Regions from separate parts of the Homo sapiens genome. Here region 2 is linked to region 1. Evidence: read pairs that join two places in POLR2A ChIA-PET (ENCODE). Cell type or tissue: MCF 10A. All regions are shown on one strand. Links, peaks and the distances in the headings refer to the core of each region. The heading gives the core; the rest is flanking DNA.

The links. ChIA-PET counts read pairs that join two places held together with the same protein. Peaks named below come from ENCODE experiments on the same cell type or tissue, not always from the same donor. Only the 100,000 strongest peaks of a DNase experiment are listed, where the experiment ranks them.
Region 2: POLR2A ChIA-PET joins it to region 1 with 5 read pairs; 2 of 35 experiments call an interaction of 5 or more read pairs at or near these places.

Annotation. Positions count from the first base shown.
Region 1 is chr9:130,643,938-130,652,981 of GRCh38, reverse strand. It overlaps the pseudogene RPL19P15. Among named protein-coding and RNA genes, the nearest start is that of PRDM12, 16 kb to the left of the region's middle. In MCF 10A, for the core only: no CTCF peak of the experiment used is centred there; no DNase peak of the experiment used is centred there.
Region 2 is chr9:130,526,249-130,535,292 of GRCh38, reverse strand. No RefSeq gene overlaps it. Among named protein-coding and RNA genes, the nearest start is that of FUBP3, 49 kb to the left of the region's middle. RefSeq lists enhancers at 7,267-7,767, 8,532-9,031, 9,032-9,044. In MCF 10A, for the core only: no CTCF peak of the experiment used is centred there; a DNase peak (open chromatin) is centred at 4,152.

The sequences.
Region 1 (9,044 bases), core at 2,105-6,104:
GAGGAACTGCACTTTCACAGCCACAGATTTTTATGGGGGAGGATAGGTCTCAAAAGCATGTTTTTTGTTTTTTTTTGTTTTTTTGAGATGGAATTTTGCTCTTGTCACCCAGGCTGGAGTGCAATGGCGTGATCTTGGCTCACCACAACCTCCATCTCCTGGGTTCAAGCGATTCTCCTGCCTCAGCCTCCCGAGTAGCTGGGATTACAGGCATGCGCCACCACGCCTGGCTAATTGTTGTATTTTTAGTAGAGACGGGGTTTCATCATGTTGGCCAGGCTGATCTCGAACTCCTGACCTAGGTGATCTGCCCGCCTCGGCCTCCCAAAGTGCTGGGATTACAGGCGTGAGCCTTGGTGCCCAGCTGAGATTGTGTTTTTTTGTTGCCTTTTGTCATGCCTTGCAATTTTTTGTTGAAATCCAGACACACTGTATCAGATAACAGGAACTAAGGTCAAGAGGCCTTTAGTGTGAGGAGGGTATATTTCATTTTATATTTATTTATTTATTTATTTTAAAGGCTTGTTTTATTTTAATGGCTGATCCATGTAATAACGGAGGGAGCTGATCCATGTAATAACAGACAAAGGGGGAGCTTTTATTTCTTGGCCTTTTCCTCCTGGGACAAAGTCTTGATGATCTCTTCCTTCTTGGTCTGGAGGTGCTCTTCACGGAGCTTGCGTGCTTCCTTGGTCTTAGACCCGCGGGCCTCAGCCTGGTCAGCCAGGGGCTTCTTGCGGGCTTTGTCTGCCTTCAGCTTGTGGCTGTGTTCCGTGAGAATCCGCTTGTGTTTGAACACATTCCCCTTCAACTTCAGGTACAGGCTGTGATACATGTGGCGATCAATCTTCTTCGATTCTGAGCAGCCGGCGCAGAATCCTCAGTCTCCTCATCCACGTGACCTTCTCTGGCATTCAGGCATTGGCTGTACCCCTCCGCTTACCTATGCCCAAGTGCCTGCCCTTCCGGCGGGCCAAGGTGCTTTTCCAGCATTGAGCCCGGGAATGGACCGTCACAGGCTTGCGGTGACGCAAGATCAGCCCATCTTTGATCAGCTTCCGGATCTGCTGACGGAAGTTGGCATTGGGGATTTCATTGGTCTCATCGGGTCCAACCAGACCTTCTTCTCGCCACAGTGGAGGACACTAGAGATGAGCCTCTTCTGAGGTGTGAGCATACTCATGGCTGCGGCTGCAGCAGCGAAAGGAAAGCTCTTTTATATTTTATATTTATTTATTTAAATTTTTTGAGACAGGGTCTTGCTGTGGTGCCCAGGCTGGGGTGCAGTGGCATGATCAAGGCTCACTGTAGCCTCTAACTCCCAGACTCAGGTGATCCTCCTACCTCAGCCTTCCGAGTAGCTGGGACTACAGGCACGTGCCACCAGGCTCAGCTATTTTTTTTTTGTAGTTTTTGTAGAGATGGGGTTTCGCCATGTTGCCCAGGTTGGTCTTGAACTCCTGGGCTCAAGCGACCACCCACCTCGGCCTCCCAAAGTGCTGCGATTTCAGGCGCGAGCCACTGCGTCCGGCCGAGGCTGTATTATCCTCTTTCTAGGAGCTGGGCAGTGTTAGGTGTTTGCTGCGGCTGCAGGTGCCAGAGGCTCCACGTCTTCTACTGTCCTCATTGTTGTCTCCCTCCTGACTTTGGGAGGTCTGAGCCTTGAGTTCTGTCGCCTGTGACTCCCATGATGGTACCGCAGCTTGTGGGTGTGGTGAGGTGTGGGAGAGAGGGAACATTCTGTCGTCAGTCCTGTCTTGGTCCTGGGTCTTGGGGCTGTGACATTCACAAGTATCCCTGCAGGGGTGTCACTTTTCCCCCCTGCCACTTACTACCTTCTCTGGCTCAGGTTCCTTCCCGACCTAATTCCTTGCAGCCTGGCTCCTGAGCACTGTGCTTGTTCTTTGCGAAGCCTGGAAGGGGCTGGAGGGGGCTGGAAGGAGAATTCCATTCCCCTACCTGGGATAGGCTCTGGCAAAGCTCTTCCCCCTGGAATGGGGCCTTGGCTAGAAGGCTTTGAGTGTTTCACAAGGATCTCTACACCCACCCCAGCGAGAGCCTGTGGGATTTTTTTTTTTTTTTTTTTTTTTTGAGACAGAGTCTAGCTCTGTCTTCAGGCTGGAGTGATCTCGGCTCACTGCAAGCTCCACCTCCCGGGTTCAAGCGATTCTCCTGCCTCAGCCTCCCGAGTAGCTGGGACTACAGGTGCGCACCACCATGTCCAGCTAATTTTTGTATTTTTAGTAGAGACGGGGTTTCACCATGTTGGTCAGGATGGTCTCAATGTCTTGACCTCGTGATCCGCCCGCCTTGGCCTCCCAAAGTGCTGGGATTACAGGCATGAGCCATCGTGCCCGGCCCAGGATCTTTCTTCGACAGAATCAAGTGGGATTCCTGGAGGGAAACCCATGAAAGTGTGGGGGACCCCCTAGACTGAAGACTCTAGGACTTTGTCCCTCTGATGCCAGTCCACACTCAGCCTCTAGCAATTCATCCGAGTTCCCATCTGTGTTCCCACTTAGGGCTCCCGTGGCTTCTGCTCCTGGTCCACAGATGTCGCTGGGATTCTCCAGGTTCTCCTGTCTCTCCTGACTTGGGTGGAGCTTTGCCTTTGCAAACTCAGTTCTCTGAAACCTCAGAGAACTTCAAGAAAAGTTTCAACTGCAAGAAAAGTCATTGATTTTCAGTTTGTCCAAGTTAATTTTTTTTTTTTTTTTTTTTTGAGATGGAGTCTCGCTCTGTTGCCCAGGCTGGAGTATAGTGGCACCATCTCGGCTCACTGCAAGCTCCGCCTCCCGGGTTCACGCCATTCTCCTGCCTCAGCCTCCGGAGTAGCTGGGACAACAGGCGCCCACCACCACCCCCGGCTAATTTTTTTTTGTATTTTTAATAGAGACGGAGTTTCACCGTGTTAGCCAGGCTGGTCTCGATCTCCTGACCTCGTGATCCGCCCGCCTTGACCTCCCAAAGTGCTGGGATTACAAGTGTGAGCCACTGCGCCCGGCCGTTTTTTTTTTCTTTTTAATTTTAATAATGAAATAATGAAAGTGGTGACTTTCAAGTTTTTTTGTTTTGTTTTGTTTTGTTTTTCAGGCTGGAGTACAGTGGCACGATCTCGGCTCATTGCAACCTTGGCCTCCCAGGCTCAAGCAATCCTCCTACTTTAGCCTCCCAAGTATTTGGGACTGCAAGCACGCGCCACCACGCCCGGCTAATTTTGTAGTACTTTTTGCAGAGATGGGGTTTCGCCATGTTGCCCATTGCACTCCAGCCTGGGTGACAGAGCAAGACTCTGCCTTACAAAAATAAAAAAATAAAAAAATTAATGACAGGCAGATAAGCACAGGTCCAGGAAACTCAGAGAACACCAATCTGGATAAATAGCAACAAATAATCACAACAAAAATACCAGAAACAGAAACACACACACCACACACACACACGTACACACAAAGCAAAACAAATAAAAAACAAACACACACACAGAATCCACACCCAGCCACAATATATTCAAACTGCAGAAAGCCAAAGAGATCAGATACAAGCACAAGTGGCATTTATTTCTTCTTCTTCTTCTTTTTTTTTTTTTGGATGGAGTCTCGCTCAGTCCACCCAGGCTGGAGTGCAGTGGCATGATCTCGGCTCACTGCAACCTCCAACTCCTGGGCTCAAGTGATTCTCCCACCTCAGCCTCTTGAGTAGCCGGGACTACAGGTGCGTGCCCCTACGCCTGGCTAATTTTTGTAGGTTTTTTTTTTTTTTTTTGAGATGGAGTTTCACTCTGTTGCCTAGACTGGAGTGCAGTGGCATTATCTCGGCTCACTGCAACCTCTGCCTCCCGGGTTCAAGTGATTCTCCTGCCACAGTCTCCTGAGTAGCGGGTATTACAGGCATCCTCCACCAAGCCCAGCAAATTTCTGTATTTTTAGTACAGACGAGGTTTCACCATGTTGGCCAGGCTGGTCTCAAACTCTTGACCTCAAGTGATCTGCCTGCCTCGGCCTCCCAAAGTGCTGGGAGTACAGGCATGAGCCACCATGCCCAGCCTCACACCCTGCTAATTTCTGTATTTTTAGTAGAGACAGGGTTTCACCATGTTGGCCAGGCTGATCTCAAACTCCTGAGCTCAGGTGATCCTCCTGCCTCAGCCTCCCAAAGTGTTGGGATTACAGGTGTGAGCCAGCGCGCCCAGCCTGAACCAGTTGTATTACAGTGTATGCAAAACAACAAGGTAAGCAGTTCAAAAACTGTCATCATTGACAACTGCTTATTTGTTTGAATCAGGATCACAAGGTCAAGAGATCGAGACCATCCTGGCCAACATGGTGAAACCCTGTCTCTACTAAAAATAAAAAATTGGCTGGACGTGGTGGCACGCGTCTGTAGTCCCAGCTACTCGGGAGGCTGAGACAAGAGAATCGCTTGAACCTGGGAGGCAGAGGTTGCAGTGAGCCAAGATCGCACCACTGCACTCCAGCCTGGGTGACAGAGTGAGACTCCTTAATAAAATTAAAAAAAAAAATAAAAAATAAAATAAAATAAAATAAAATGGTTCAGAAGATTTTTAAAAAAAGGGTAGGAAGAATTTTTTGTCTCAAAGTTGAATTGCTAGGTAGGGCATGGTAGCTTACACCTGTAATACCAACTCTTTTGGAGGCCAAGATGGGAAGATCACTTGAGACCAGGAGTTCAAGACTAGCTTGGGTAACATGGTGAGACCTCGTCTCTACAAAAAAAAAAAAAAAAAAAAAAAAAATAGCTGGGTGTGGTACACCTGTAGTTCCAGCTGCTGGGAGGCTGAGGTAGGAGGATCACTAAAAAATAAAATTATAAAGTGGAATTGCTAACTAACCATTGCCAGATATAAACAAGTGCCTCTGCTAGATCAGCTCCATGCAGGGAGAAGTGACTTTGCCCCATCCCTCAGGGCTGAGCACAATGCCTTGGGTACAGCTGGTGCCTCAACACTATTAGTTGGATTTTATTTTATTTTTTATTTTTTTATTTTTTGAGACGGAGTTTCACTCTTGATGCCCAGGCTGGAGTCCAATGGCACGATCTCGGCTCACCACAACTTCCACCTCCCGGAAGTTGAGGCAGCGATTCTTCTGCCTCAGCCTCCCGAGTAACTGGGATTACAGGCACCTGCCACCACGCCTGGCTAACTTTGAATTTTTAGTAGAGACGGGGTTTTACCATGTTGGTCAGGTTGGTCTTGAACTCCTGACCTCAGGTGATCCACCCACCTCGGCCTCCCAAAGTGCTGGGAATACAGGCGTGAGGCACCGTGCCTGTACTTATTTTATTTTATTTTTTTGAGATGGAGTCTTACTCTGTAGCTCAGGCTGGAGTGCAGGGTCTCGGTCTTGGCTCACTGCAACCTCCACCTCCCAGGTTCAAGTGATTCTCCTGCCTCAGCCTCCCGTGTAGCTGGGACTACAGGTGCGTGCCACCACGCCAGGCTAATTTTTTTTTTTTTTTGTATTTTTAGTAGAGATGGGATTTCATCATGTTGGCCAGGCTGGTCTTGAACTCCTGACCTCAGGTGATCCATCCACCTTGGCCTTCCAAAGTGCTGGGATTACAGGTGCGAGCCGCCGCACCTGGCCTAGTTGTGGGTTTTAACTGCACGAGAACCATGATTGGTCATGGCGAGACCATCTGTTTGCTGAACCTCGCCTGGCATCTGAGCATGGAATTCCGTAATGAACTGAGAAATGAACTTTTGGGCACAAGAGCCGATGCCCACAGGCATGACTTCAAAGACCAGTGTTAGAACATTCCGCAATGGCAATGTGCGCAATGAGGACACACCTGCTCAGAAATGAGTTAAGGTAGTAGCACAAGTTGACCTGTTATGCATCTTCGATGGTGATATGGTTTGGATTTTTGTCCTGGCCAAATCTCATGTTGAATTTGAGGAGGGGCCTGGTGGGAGATGACTGGATCACGGGGGCTGATTTCCCCCTTGCTGTTCTCATCATAGTGAGTGAGTTCTCATGATATCTGATGGTTTGAAAGTGTGTGGCATTTGGGCCGGGTGCGGTGGCTCACACCTGTAATCCCAGCACTTTGGGAGGCCGAGGCGGGCGGATCACCTGAGGTCGGCAGTTTGAGACCAGCCTGGCCAACATGGAGAAACCCCGTCTCTACTAAAAATACAAAAATTAGCCAGGCGTGGTGGCACATGCCTGTAATCCCAGCTACTCGGGAGGCTGAGGCAGGATAAACACTTGAACCCGGGAGGCGGAGGTTGCAGTGAGCCAAGATGGCGCCACTGCACTCCAGCCTGGGCAACAAGAGCAAAACCTCGTCTAAAAAAGAAAGAAAGAAAGAAAGAAAGTGTGTGGCACTTCCTGCCTTGCTCTCTCTCTCCCGCTCTGCCACGCTAAGATGTGCCTGCTTCCCCTTTGCCTTCTGCCATGATTATAAATTTCCTGAGGCTTCCCAGTCGTGCCTCCTGTATAGCCTGCAGAACTGTGAGTCAATTAAACCTCTCTTCTTTGTAGATTACCCAGTCTCAGGTAGTTCTTCGTGGCAGTGTGAGAATAGACTAATATAGATTGATTAAATGTGGTGTAAATTACAGACCAGTGGTTTTCATGAATGTATATATAACAATCCTAATAAAAAAGTTAGTAAACCAAACCAATTATATATATAATATGTATATCTTATCAACTATATCTATCTACCTATCATCTATCTACCTATCATCTATCTATCATCTATCTATCTATCCATGTATCTATCAATAAAATAGATAATCCTTTACAACCATTATGAGGTTTATTCTAGGAATGCAAGGCTGGTTTAACATTTGAAAATCTATCAGTGTAATTCATTACATTGAAGCGAAAAAGGAGATAAATCATAGATGATCTCTACAGATGCAGAAGAAAGTACTGAAACAATTCATTACCTATTCATGACAAAACTCTTGGCAAACTAGAAACAGAAGAAAACCTCCTTATCAGATAAACTGTATGCCAAACATACACTCTGAGGCTACAAACAAGACCAGAATGACAACTCTCATGGCTTTCAATCAACAAGATACTGAAGGTCTTGGCCAGAGTAGTCAAGCAATACAAAGAACAAATGGCATAAGGATTGGGAAGAAAAAAATAACACCATCATTATTCATAAATGATCTGACTGTGAAAACAGGAAATTCAAAAGAATCTACAACATTGTTAGGTTGTCAGTTCTTCCCAAATTGATCTATAGATTCATTGCAATCCCAGTAAAAATCCCAGCAAATTTAAAATATTTTTATGGGGGTTGGGAGATCGACAAGCTGATTCTAAAATTTGTATAGAAATGCAAAGGGCTGGGAGTAGCCAAGACAATCTTGAAGAACAACAAAGCTGAAGGACTTACTGTAAAGGTACAATAATTAAGACAGTTTTGTTGGGAGGCCGAGATGGGCGGATCACAAGGTCAGGAGATCAAGACCATCCTGGCTAACACGGTGAAACCCGGTCTCTACTAAAAATACAAAAAATTAGCCGGGCGTGGTGGCGGGCGCCTGTAGTCCCAGCAACTCAGGAGGCTAAGGCAGAAGAATAGCATGAACCCGGGGGGCGGAGCTTGCAGTGAGTCGAGATCGTGCCACTGCACTCCAGCCTGGGCGACAGAGCGAGACTCCATCTCAAAAAAATAAAAATTAAAATAAATAAATAAATAAATAAATAAATAAATAAAAATAATAATAATACAGCTTTGGCCAGGCGCGGTGACTCAAGCTTGTAATCAAAGCACTTCGGGAGGCCGAGGTGGATGGATCACGAGGTCAGGAGTTCGAGACCAACCAGTTTGAGACCAACCTGGCCAACCCCGTCTCTACTAAAAATACAAAAATTAGCGCATAGTGGTGGGCGCCTGTAATTCCAGCTACTCAGGATGCTCAGGCAAGAGAATTGCTTGAACCTGGGAGGCAAAGGTTGCACTGAGCCGAGATCATGCCACAGTACTCCAGCCTGGATGACAGAGAGAGACTCCCTCTCAAAAAAAAAAAAAAAAAAAAAAAAGGAAGGGAAAAAGAAAGTGCAGCATATAATGTACTTGAGTGCATGGTGTTTTTAAAAAACATTATGGTTACAAATTGTTTTTAAAAATGTTTAAGGCTGAGTGCAATGGCTCACGCCTGTAATCCCAGCACTTTAGGAGGCTGAGGCAGGCAGATCACCTGAGGTCAGGAGTTCGAGACCAGCCTGGCCAACTCTGCTAAAAATACAAAAATTAGCCGACGTGGTGGCACACACCTGTAGTCCCAGCTACTCGAGAGGCTCAGGTAGGAGAATCGCTTGAACCTGGAAGGCGGAGGTTGCAGTGAGCCGAGATCACACCACTGCAATCCAGCCTGAGCAACAGAGTGAGACTCTGTCTCAAAAAAAAAAAAAAAAGTTTAAATGCATTTAATATTTAACGTGTTTTATCGAAATGTGAATTAAACAACCATGAAATCCTTGACACCAACCTACCATAATTTGGAAACCACTTGTGTGGTCCAATTCCAAGGAAAGAAAACAGATCAAGAGAGCTGATCTATCCAAGTCACAGAAAGTCATCTGTCCAAGTTGGGAACAAAAGTGAGGCCTGTGGGTTCCCTTTGCCTGAAGGAAATTGTTGATCGTTCTCTCCCCTTGACTGAAGAAGTGGAGTTAGGGAAGAACCTTTCTTTTCTTTTCTTTCTTTTTTTTTTTTTGAGACGGAGTTTTGCTCTGTTGGCTGGAGTGCAGTGGCGCGATCCTGCTCACTGCAAGCTCTGCCTCCCAGGTTCACGCCATTCTCCTGCTTCAGCCTCCCAGTAGCTGGGACTACAGGCGCCTGCCACCATGCTCGGCTGATTTTTCATATTTTTAGTAGAGACGGGGCTTCACCATATTAGCCAGGATGGTCTCCAACTCCTGACCTCGTGATCCACCCGCCTCGGCCTACCAAAGTGCTGGGATTACAGGCATGAGCCACCGCGCCCGGCTTTTTTTTTTTTTTTTTTTTTGAGACGGAGTCTAGCTCTGTCACCCAGGCTGGAGTGCAGT
Region 2 (9,044 bases), core at 2,653-6,652, 120 kb after region 1:
TTGAGACAGAGTCTCACTCTGTTGCCCAGGCTGGAATGCAGTGGCATGATCTGGGCTCACTGCGGCCTCACCTCCCAGGTTCAAGTGATTCTCCTGCCTCAGCCTCCTGAGTAGCTGAGATAACAGACATGTGCCACCCCACCCAGCTAAGTTTTGTATTTTTAGTAGAGATAGGGTTTCCCCATGTTAGCTAGGCTGGTCTCAAACTCCTGACCTCAAGTGATCTGTCTGCCTCGGCCTCTCAAAGTGCTGGGATTACAGGTGTGAGCCACCACACCCTGCCATAAGTATTTTATTTATACATTTATTTACTTATTCTGGTGATTCATGAATTGGGCAGCCCCCAGACCAGAATAGGTTGAGAGAGACTCCCAGTATTTTTTGTAAAAAGGTTAAAAATATTTGTTTTTTGCTGTGCATGCACTTCCGGGCACTGAAGTTGACACACACTTTCCTGCTTCCCTTTCTTCGTTCATGGTGAGCTCTCCCCCCTGGAAACCTCCATTCTTCCATCTTCACTTAGTGAAATTGTATCCACTTTCAAAGCCCATTCTGCGTGCTAGCTCCTGGGCGCCACTTGTTCAGATGTACTCATCTCTGTCTGAGTTATATATCATTTGATTTAATAAGTATCTTTTGAGCATCAGTTATGGGTTAGGTCTTCTGCTAGGGGCTGAGAATACTGAGGTGAACGAGAAGCTCCCAGGTTAGCACGGGGGATAGACAGTGAATGAAAAATCCCAGAAATCATCATTCATTACAGCCTTGACACTGCTCTGAGGGGAAGTCACACAAGCCTGTAACAGGCCTCACGCTGGCTGGAAGGTCTGGAGGTCTCCTGGAGGCAGAGACCCTATGGGTGGGGAGACTGTTGGGGGAGGGGGATGAGGGGCCCCGGAACACTGAGCCCTGAAGGAGGCCGAGCCCCAGGTGGGCAGAGAGAGAGGGAAAGGAGGAGTCTGGGTAACAGAACAGGGAGAAGGTTCTGGGACATCCAGGCAATGGCTCTCACCTGTAATCCCAGCACTTTTGGAGGCCGAGTGAGCAGATCACTTGAGGTCAGGAGTTTGAGACCAGTTTGGACAATATGATGAAACTCTGTTTCTTTTTCTTTTTTTTTTTTTTTTTGAGACGGAGTGGAGTCTCGCTCTGTTGCCAGGCTGGAGTGCAGTGGCGCGATCTCGGCTCACTGAAGCCTCTGCCTCCTGGGTTCAAGTGATTCTCCTCCCTGAGCTTCCCAAGTAGCTGGGACTACAGGCGCGCGCCTTCACGCCCAGTTAATTTTTGTATTTTTAGTAGAGACGGGGTTTCACCATGTTGGCCAGGATGGTCTCAATCTCTTGACCTCGTGATCTGCCTGCCTCGGCCTCCCAAAGTATTGGGATTACAGGCTTGAGCCACCGCACCCGGCCACCCTGTTTCTACTAAAAATATGAAAAAAAAATTAGCGGTGTATGGTGGCACACGCCTGTAATCCCAGGTACTCAGGAGGGTGAGGCAGGAGAATCTCTTGAACCCGGGAAGTGGAGGTTGCTGTAAGCCGAGATGGCGCCACTGCATTCCAGCCTGGGCGACAGAGCAAGACTCCGTCTAAAAAAAAAAAAGGAAGGTTCTGAGGTGGGAAGGGACCCCTGAGGGGCAGGAGGGACCACAGCCAGGGCCAGTGAGGCCACAAGAGGCTGGGCGCAGGAGTGAGACCAAGAGAGGTCTCTGTTCTGCAAGTCGTAGTCACAAGCATTGGTGGTCCCAAAGGCCATCCTTGCTCGGATAGGGGAGAAAGATGCTCTTTTAAAAAAAAAAATTTGTTTTAACCAAAGGCAAGTCTTTCATTGAACTTCTTGCACCCCTCATCCACCCCCACCCAGCCCCAGTGCTGGCTCTTCCCCATTGTCCATCCCTGCAGCACCTGTTCAGGGGCTGGAGGACAGGAGGGACACACATAGCGGGAAGAAGGAGCAAGAGACAGAGACAAACCTTGTGCAGCAGACGGGGCAGACCACTGGGCAATGGGGGGCACCTGGGAAAGACGCGTGTCTCCTTCATGGCTCCCCTCGGGAAAGGAGTGGAGAATGCTTTCAACATGGAGAATGCCTTCTCCCCCTCCAGTAAAAGGTATGTCTTTTTGGGGTTTTCTCATTGCAATGGTAATGCACACCTGCTGTAAGAAAAAGCCAAGCGTCTATTAACTGGTTTTCAAAAGGAGAAAAAAGGAAAAGCCAAGTGTCTCGGAAATCAACAGGCCAGAACTTTGGAGCCCTCCTGGCTCCTGTCTTCCTCCCACCCCCAGGTCCAGTTGATGGGCTCCACCTTTGGAGTGGCTTCCGCTCTGACACTGACAGCCACCTCCACCCTCGGCTCTGACCCGAGCCCCCACCACAGATCTAACAGGCTCTTCACTCAGCAGCCAGCGGGGCCCTTTATCAATGGCAGGGCAGGGCACTCCTCTGCCCAAACCATTTGGTGTCTTCACTTTGCTTGGAGCAAAAGCCAAACCCTCCTCTCAGCCCTCAGGGACCTGTGTGATCCGCTCCCACCCTTTCCTCTGCCATCCCGCCTCTTTTCCCCCAGGGGGTCTTCAAGGATCTGGTCCCACACTGCACTCACAGCAGCTGCTCTCTGGAAAGCCTCAAGTCGTCTTGTCCTGAGTGTGTGCCCCCCAGGCCATAGTCAAAGACTTGCTTAGAAACCCAGCCTGAGGCTGGGCATGCTGGCTCATGCCTGTAATCCTACCACTTTGGTAGGCCAAGGTGGGCGGATTGCCTGAGCTCAGGCGTTTGAATCCAGACTGGCCAGCATAACAAAACCCTATCTCTACTAAAAATCCAAAAATTAGCCAGGTTTGGCACATGCCTATAGTCCCAGCTTCTTGGGAGGCTGAGGCAGGAGAATCGCCTGAACCTGGGAGGCGGAGGTTGCAGTGAGCTGGGATGGTGCCACTGCATTCCAGCCTGGGTGACAGAGCAAGACTCTGTCTCAAAAAAAAAAAAAAAAAAAAAAAAAAAAAAGATCCAGGTATGGTGGCTCACATCTGTAATCCTAGCACGTTAGGAGGCCGAGGTGGGTGGATCACCTGAGGTTGGGAGTTCGAGACCAGCTTGACTAGCATGGAGAAGCCCCGTCTTTATTAAAAATTACAAAATTAGCTGAATGTGGTGGCACATACCTGTAATCCCAGCTACTCGGGAGGCTGAGGCAGGAGAATTGCTTGTATCCTGGAGGTGGAGGTTACGGTGAGCCGAGATCGCGCCATTGCACTCCAGCCTGGGCAACAAGAGCGAAACTCTGTCTCAAAAAAAAAAAAAAAAAAAAGAAAGAAAGAAAGAAAGAAAGGAAAAAAAAAAAGAAACCCAGCCCTGGCATCATCCTTTCCTCCAGCCCTGCAGACCCTGCGGCCTCAGTAGCTCCGTGTCCTTATCTCTGCCTCCCAGCTCAGCAGGATGACTGCAGCTTGGATCCCTGCTCTCTGGTCTGTGGCTGGGAAATTGGCCCCAGGCAGAGATCTGGTGATTGTGGGGCTCACTTCATGGGTTTCCCTTCTCTCAGGGATTGTGGTCTTGCACAGTCTGAATCTATGGTCTTGCACCGAACAGAGTAGCCTCATAGATTCCATCAAGGGCTAGTTGTATACCCACTACTCCTCCGTGGCCTGTAGCAGATGTTTGCTATTAGCTTTATTTACTTATTTTTATAAAAATTTTTATTTTGGAATTATTTTTATTATTATTTGTTCTGTACAGACAGGGTCTCCCTCTGTTGACCAAGCTGGCCTTGAACTCCTGGCCTCAAGTGATCTTCCAACCTTGGCTCCTAAAGTGCTGGGATTACAGATGTGAGCCACCACGCCTGGGCCCAGAATAATTTTAGCTTTATAGAAAAGTTGCAAGGATAGTGCCGAGAGCCCCTGTATACTCATCATTCACTTTCTTCTACAGTTAACATCTTCTATAACCATGGCCCATTTGTCAAAACTAAGAAATTAACATGGGTGCAATATTACTAATTAAACTACAGACTTTGATTTCATCAGTTTTTTCATTAATGTCTTTGGATTGTCTAAAATCTGATCCAGAATCCCACGTGCTAGCAGCTCTATTTCAATAGCCAGAAACTGGGAGCAACCCAAATATCTGTCAACAGAAGTTGTGAAATAAATCGTGGTGCATTCCCATAATGAAATATGATGCAGGCCGGGCGCGGCGGCTCATGCCTGTGATCCCAGCACTTTGGGAGGCCTAGGCGGGCGGGTCATTTGAGATCAGGAGTTTGAGACTAGCCTGGTCAACATGGTAAAACCCCATCTTTACCAAAAATACAAAAATTAGCCGGGCATGGTGGCTGTGCCTGTAATCCCAGATACTCAGGAGGCTGAGGCAGAAGAATCGCTTGAACCCGGGAGGCAGAGGTTGCAGTGAGCTGAGATCGCACCACAGCACTCCAGCCTGGGTGACAGAGCGAGACTCCATCTCAAAAAAAAAAAAAGAAAAAAGAAAAAAGATAAAAGGAGTCTGACACAATTAATTAATGAATTCGTAAGTTTTTAGTAAATGATTAATTTTTAATTGGGGTTGAAGAGGTTAGAATTGTCATTACCATTTGTGGCAGACAGACCCTAAAGTGACCCCTGTAATTTTTGTTTAAAAGAATGGAGTCTTGCTATGTTGCCCAGGCTGGTCTTGAACTCCTGGGCTCAAGAGATCCTCCCGCCTCAGCCTCCCAAGTAGCTAGGACTGTAGGCATGAGCCACCATCCCTGGCTGACTCCCACTGATTTTTAACCTTTGGTATGTACACTCTTTGTAACCCCTCCTTTTGACTGTGGGTGGGACTAGGGATGTGCTTTTGGCTGAGATGATAAAGCTGAAGGAGTTTTGCAGGTGTAATTTAGATCTCAAGGCAGTTCATTTTGAGTTCATTGAAAGGGTTAGGCTGGACTTAATTAGGTAAAACCTTAAGTCTGGGCCCAGTGGCTCACGCCTGTAATCCCAGCACTTTGGGAGGCTGAGGTGGGTGAATCACTTGAGTCCAGGAGTTTGAGACCAGCCTGGACAACATGGCGAAACCCCATCTCTACCAAAATACAAAAATTAGTCTGGCGTGGTGGTGCATGCCTGTAATCCCAGCTACTTGGGAGGCTGAGGTGGGAGGATCCCTTGAGCCCTGGAGACTAAGATTGCAGTGAGCTGAGATCACGCCACTGCACTCCAGCCTGGGTGACAGAGCGAGACTCCATCTCAAAGAAAATGAAACAAACAAAAAAAGCTGAAGAGAGACTTGCAGAAGCAAGCTTCTATGGTGTGAACTGCCTTAGAGATGGCCACGTGGCACCAGGGGGCCACTGGCTGACAGCCAGCCAGAAAACAGGGAGCTCAGTTCTACTGGTGCAAGGAACTGAATTCTGCCGACCAATGCAAGACCTTGGAAGACGACCTGAGCTCTGAAAGAAGATGCAGCCCGGCTGACACCTTGACTGCATTTCAACAGCTGATCCATGTGCATGCCAAGGTTGGGAGTGCTGGTGTTTAGAACCTCCCGGAGTGAAATGAGAAGTGGGGAGTGTGCGTATGTGCGTGTGTGTGTCTGTTGACTGCAGCCTGATGAGACCCTGAAGACAAGACCCATTCAACTGTGCCCAGACTCCCGAGCCACAGCCACTGTGAGATGATCAACGTGTGTTGTTTGAAGCAATAGGTAGCTAATGCACCACCACAGCCATAGTGACTGGGAGCGGCATGGAACACTCCTGAGGTGCAGTTCAGATTTGTGCAGTTGACTATATGTAACTTACACCCAGGCTAAAGTGATCCTTCCACTTCAGCCTCCTAAGTAACTGGGACTACAGGTGCATGCCACCACACCTGGATAATTTTTAAATTTTTTGTAGAGATGGGGTCTCGCCATTTGCCCAGGTTAGTCTCAAACTTCTGGGCTCAAGTGATCCCCCCGCCTCAGCCTCCCAAAGTGCTGGGATTACAGGTGTGAGCCACTGTGCCAGCTCATATGTCTTTATTTGAAGAGACCTCGCTCCTCATCTCCAGTCCTGCATCTCATCCTGCTGGTTTCCTTCCCAGGGCTTTTCATCACATGTAATCTTCTTACATTTTTGTTTGCTTGTAACTTTTTGTTTGCTTATTAGTTTGTTTTCTGTCTCATCCTCTAGAGCAGTGTTGTACAACAGAAATGTAAGCCTCATAATTGAAAGTTTTCTAGTAGCTGCATTAAAAAAAAAAGAAATACGTGAATTTGTTTAATGCAATATATTCACAGTATGATCATGTCGGCATGTAGTGAATATTTTTAAAATTGAGATATTTTACATTCTTTTGCTTGCACTGTTTTTTGAGACAGGGTCTTGCTCTGTTACCCAGGCTGGAGTGCAGTGGCAGTGTGATCATAGCTCACTGCAGCCTCGACCTCCTGGGCTCACGTGATCCTCTCACCTCAGCCTCCCGAGTAGCTGGGAGTACAGGCCGGGCTGATGTTTGTATTTTTGTAGAGGCAGAGTTTTGCCATGTTGCTCAGGCTGGTCTGAAACTTCTGAGCTTAGGAAATCCTCCTGCCTCGGCCTCCCAAAGTGTTGGGATTACTGGTGTGAGCCACTGCGCCTGGCCAGTTTGCACTGTCTTTGAAATCCAGTGTGTATTTAACACTCACAGCGCATCTCAATGGGGACCGGCCACAGTTCACGCGCTCACACGTGGTGGGGCTACTGTTCCGGACAGCACAGCTTGAGACCGTAAGCTGTGGGGTGGTGGGGCGCATGGGGCTGAGGTCTCGCCCATTTTGCTCGCTGCTCTACCCCAGCGCTCAGCTCAGTGCTTAGCATGTCTCTGATGCTCAATAAATATGCAGTGAAGGAATGGGAGGTGAATGAAGTTACTTCAGATACTTTTTGGACATCTGGAGGGTATCTTTTTTTTCCTCCCTTCCATTCTACCTTCCTTTTTACCTAACTCCCTTCCCACCTTCCCTCCTCATCTCAGGCCCTTTCTTTAGGGTAAAGATCTTAACACACACATGCACACTCGCCCCTTCTCATTTCACTCCGGGAGGTTCTAAACACCAGCACTCTCAGCCTTGGCGCGCGCATGTATCAGCTGTTAAAATGCAGACTGTGGTCAGTAGGTCTGGAGCAAAGGGGCCCAGATTCTGCCTTTCTAGTGAGCTCCCAGGGGCCCCTGTGGGTCTATGGCCCCTGCTTGAAGGCGGGAGGCTGTAGAGCCGCCTGCTCTTCCTGCTGGCTCAGGCTAGGGGTAGAGGGTCACACGAGGACCGAGGAGAATTTGGAAGCAGAGCCCTCCTGCTCTTGTTAACCTTCCTCCCTAAATATGGGCTACTGTGCTTTCTGGGGAGCAAGGGGGTCCCAGCATGGGGTGGCTTGCTGCCTCTGGCCTCTGCCCTCGTTGGGATGTTGTGACTCAGGCAGGACACTCTGTTGAAGGTGGAGTTTCTGCCCCACACAGAGTCAAAGGCAGGAAGTCCCACCTTGGAGGCACACTGGGTCCACTGGTCCTGCCCAGAGGCTGTGGGACAGCCAAGCTTGGCCTTCCAGGGACCTATGATACCCCCAATACCACGACTGCCCCACCAGACTGGCTGGCCACTGCCACCTTCGCCCACAGGAGAAGGCCGAAGCTGAGCAGGGAGAGTTCCCCCTGGGGAAACTGGAGGCTTCCTTGAACTTACTCTGTGACCTTGAGAAGCCCCCCAGCCTCAGTTTCCCCATCCGAATTCTAGGGGCTGGTCTCAGCAATCCCAGCTCCTGCCTGAGACAGTCGGCGAGCCCAGCGAGGTCCTGGGGCCGTGCGTGTGCACGGAGGCTGACTCCGCGGCTGTCCGGGTGGGATTTCTGGCGGCAGGGGTGTCTCCCTCCTGTCCCAACTGGCCCACATGGGGCTGTTTTTCACAGCACCATTGATCCGGCTAAACCAGGGAGATGCATTACATCTCCTCCGGAGGTCAGGGGTTGGGCAGCCCAGCTGGTAAATCGCCCGCTGGCTGTGTTTTAAGGCCCTGCCCTGTGTTTTGGCTCCTTGGACCTTGGGAGAAACTGCTGAAGTTTGATATGGCTCTGGGGGCCCATGGGGGCAAAGGGCGTCAGGCAAGGGAGGGACAAATAGATCGATGGGAAACTGCCATGACCTCATGACCTCGGAGATGGCTTCAAACTGTGTCTTAACATGCCCTGGTAAATCTGAGGGTGGACCTGCCTCCCCTGGGGACAGTGGGGACAGTGAGGACGGGGCGGGAGGAGGCAGTGAAGGGCATGCCAGGGAAGTGAGAGACCACGGTCTGAGCGGCTGGATTCTTAGCGTTCGCCAGCTGCAGCCAGGCTGGGTTTGATCTGCTCTCCCTTGTCGTCATGTAGCGGGGGCACCGCACTTTACAGTGTGCACCGTACGCGCTGCATGTTCTGTCCTTGCGGGTGCAGACTTTGATGGTGGGGAAGACTGGGCTCAGCCTGGGCCCAGGTGGCCCGGTTTGCAGGTGGCAGAGCTTTTGAGGGACTGCAAATGGGTCAGTCTAGCTGAGGGACAAAATCCAAAGGGAGTCCAGACAGGTGGGGACAGGGCTCCAGAGGTGGCCAGGGACCAGCGTCACACTTTAAAGAGCCCCAGGAAGCTTTCAGCTCAGGCAAGAGAGGGAGGAATAACATGCAATTGTGTTCCAGAAAGCTCACATGGCTTCAGTGCGGGGCCAGAAGGGAAGCTGGTTTGGTTGCGATGATTCCTCACGGGCCCCCACCATCTTCCTAGGCACTTGCCCGCAGGGCCCGGAGTCACAGATCTGGGTTCGAATCCCATCTCTGCCCCTGACTTGCAAGTGACTTCTCTCTGAGCTCTGGTTTCCCAGCCTGTGTCTCTATGAGTGTTAGACGTTTGGCTGAGACGAGCTCAGGCGCAGCGCCTGGGGCCGAGCCGTCAACGCGGCCACTGTCACCATCCCACTTCCCCTCGGCCAGGCAGCCTCAGTCTCCCTCCCGATGCCACAGCCCTCCTGGGGTCTGCAGGAAGTAAAGTCTGTACACCTGCCCAGTCCCTGGTGCCC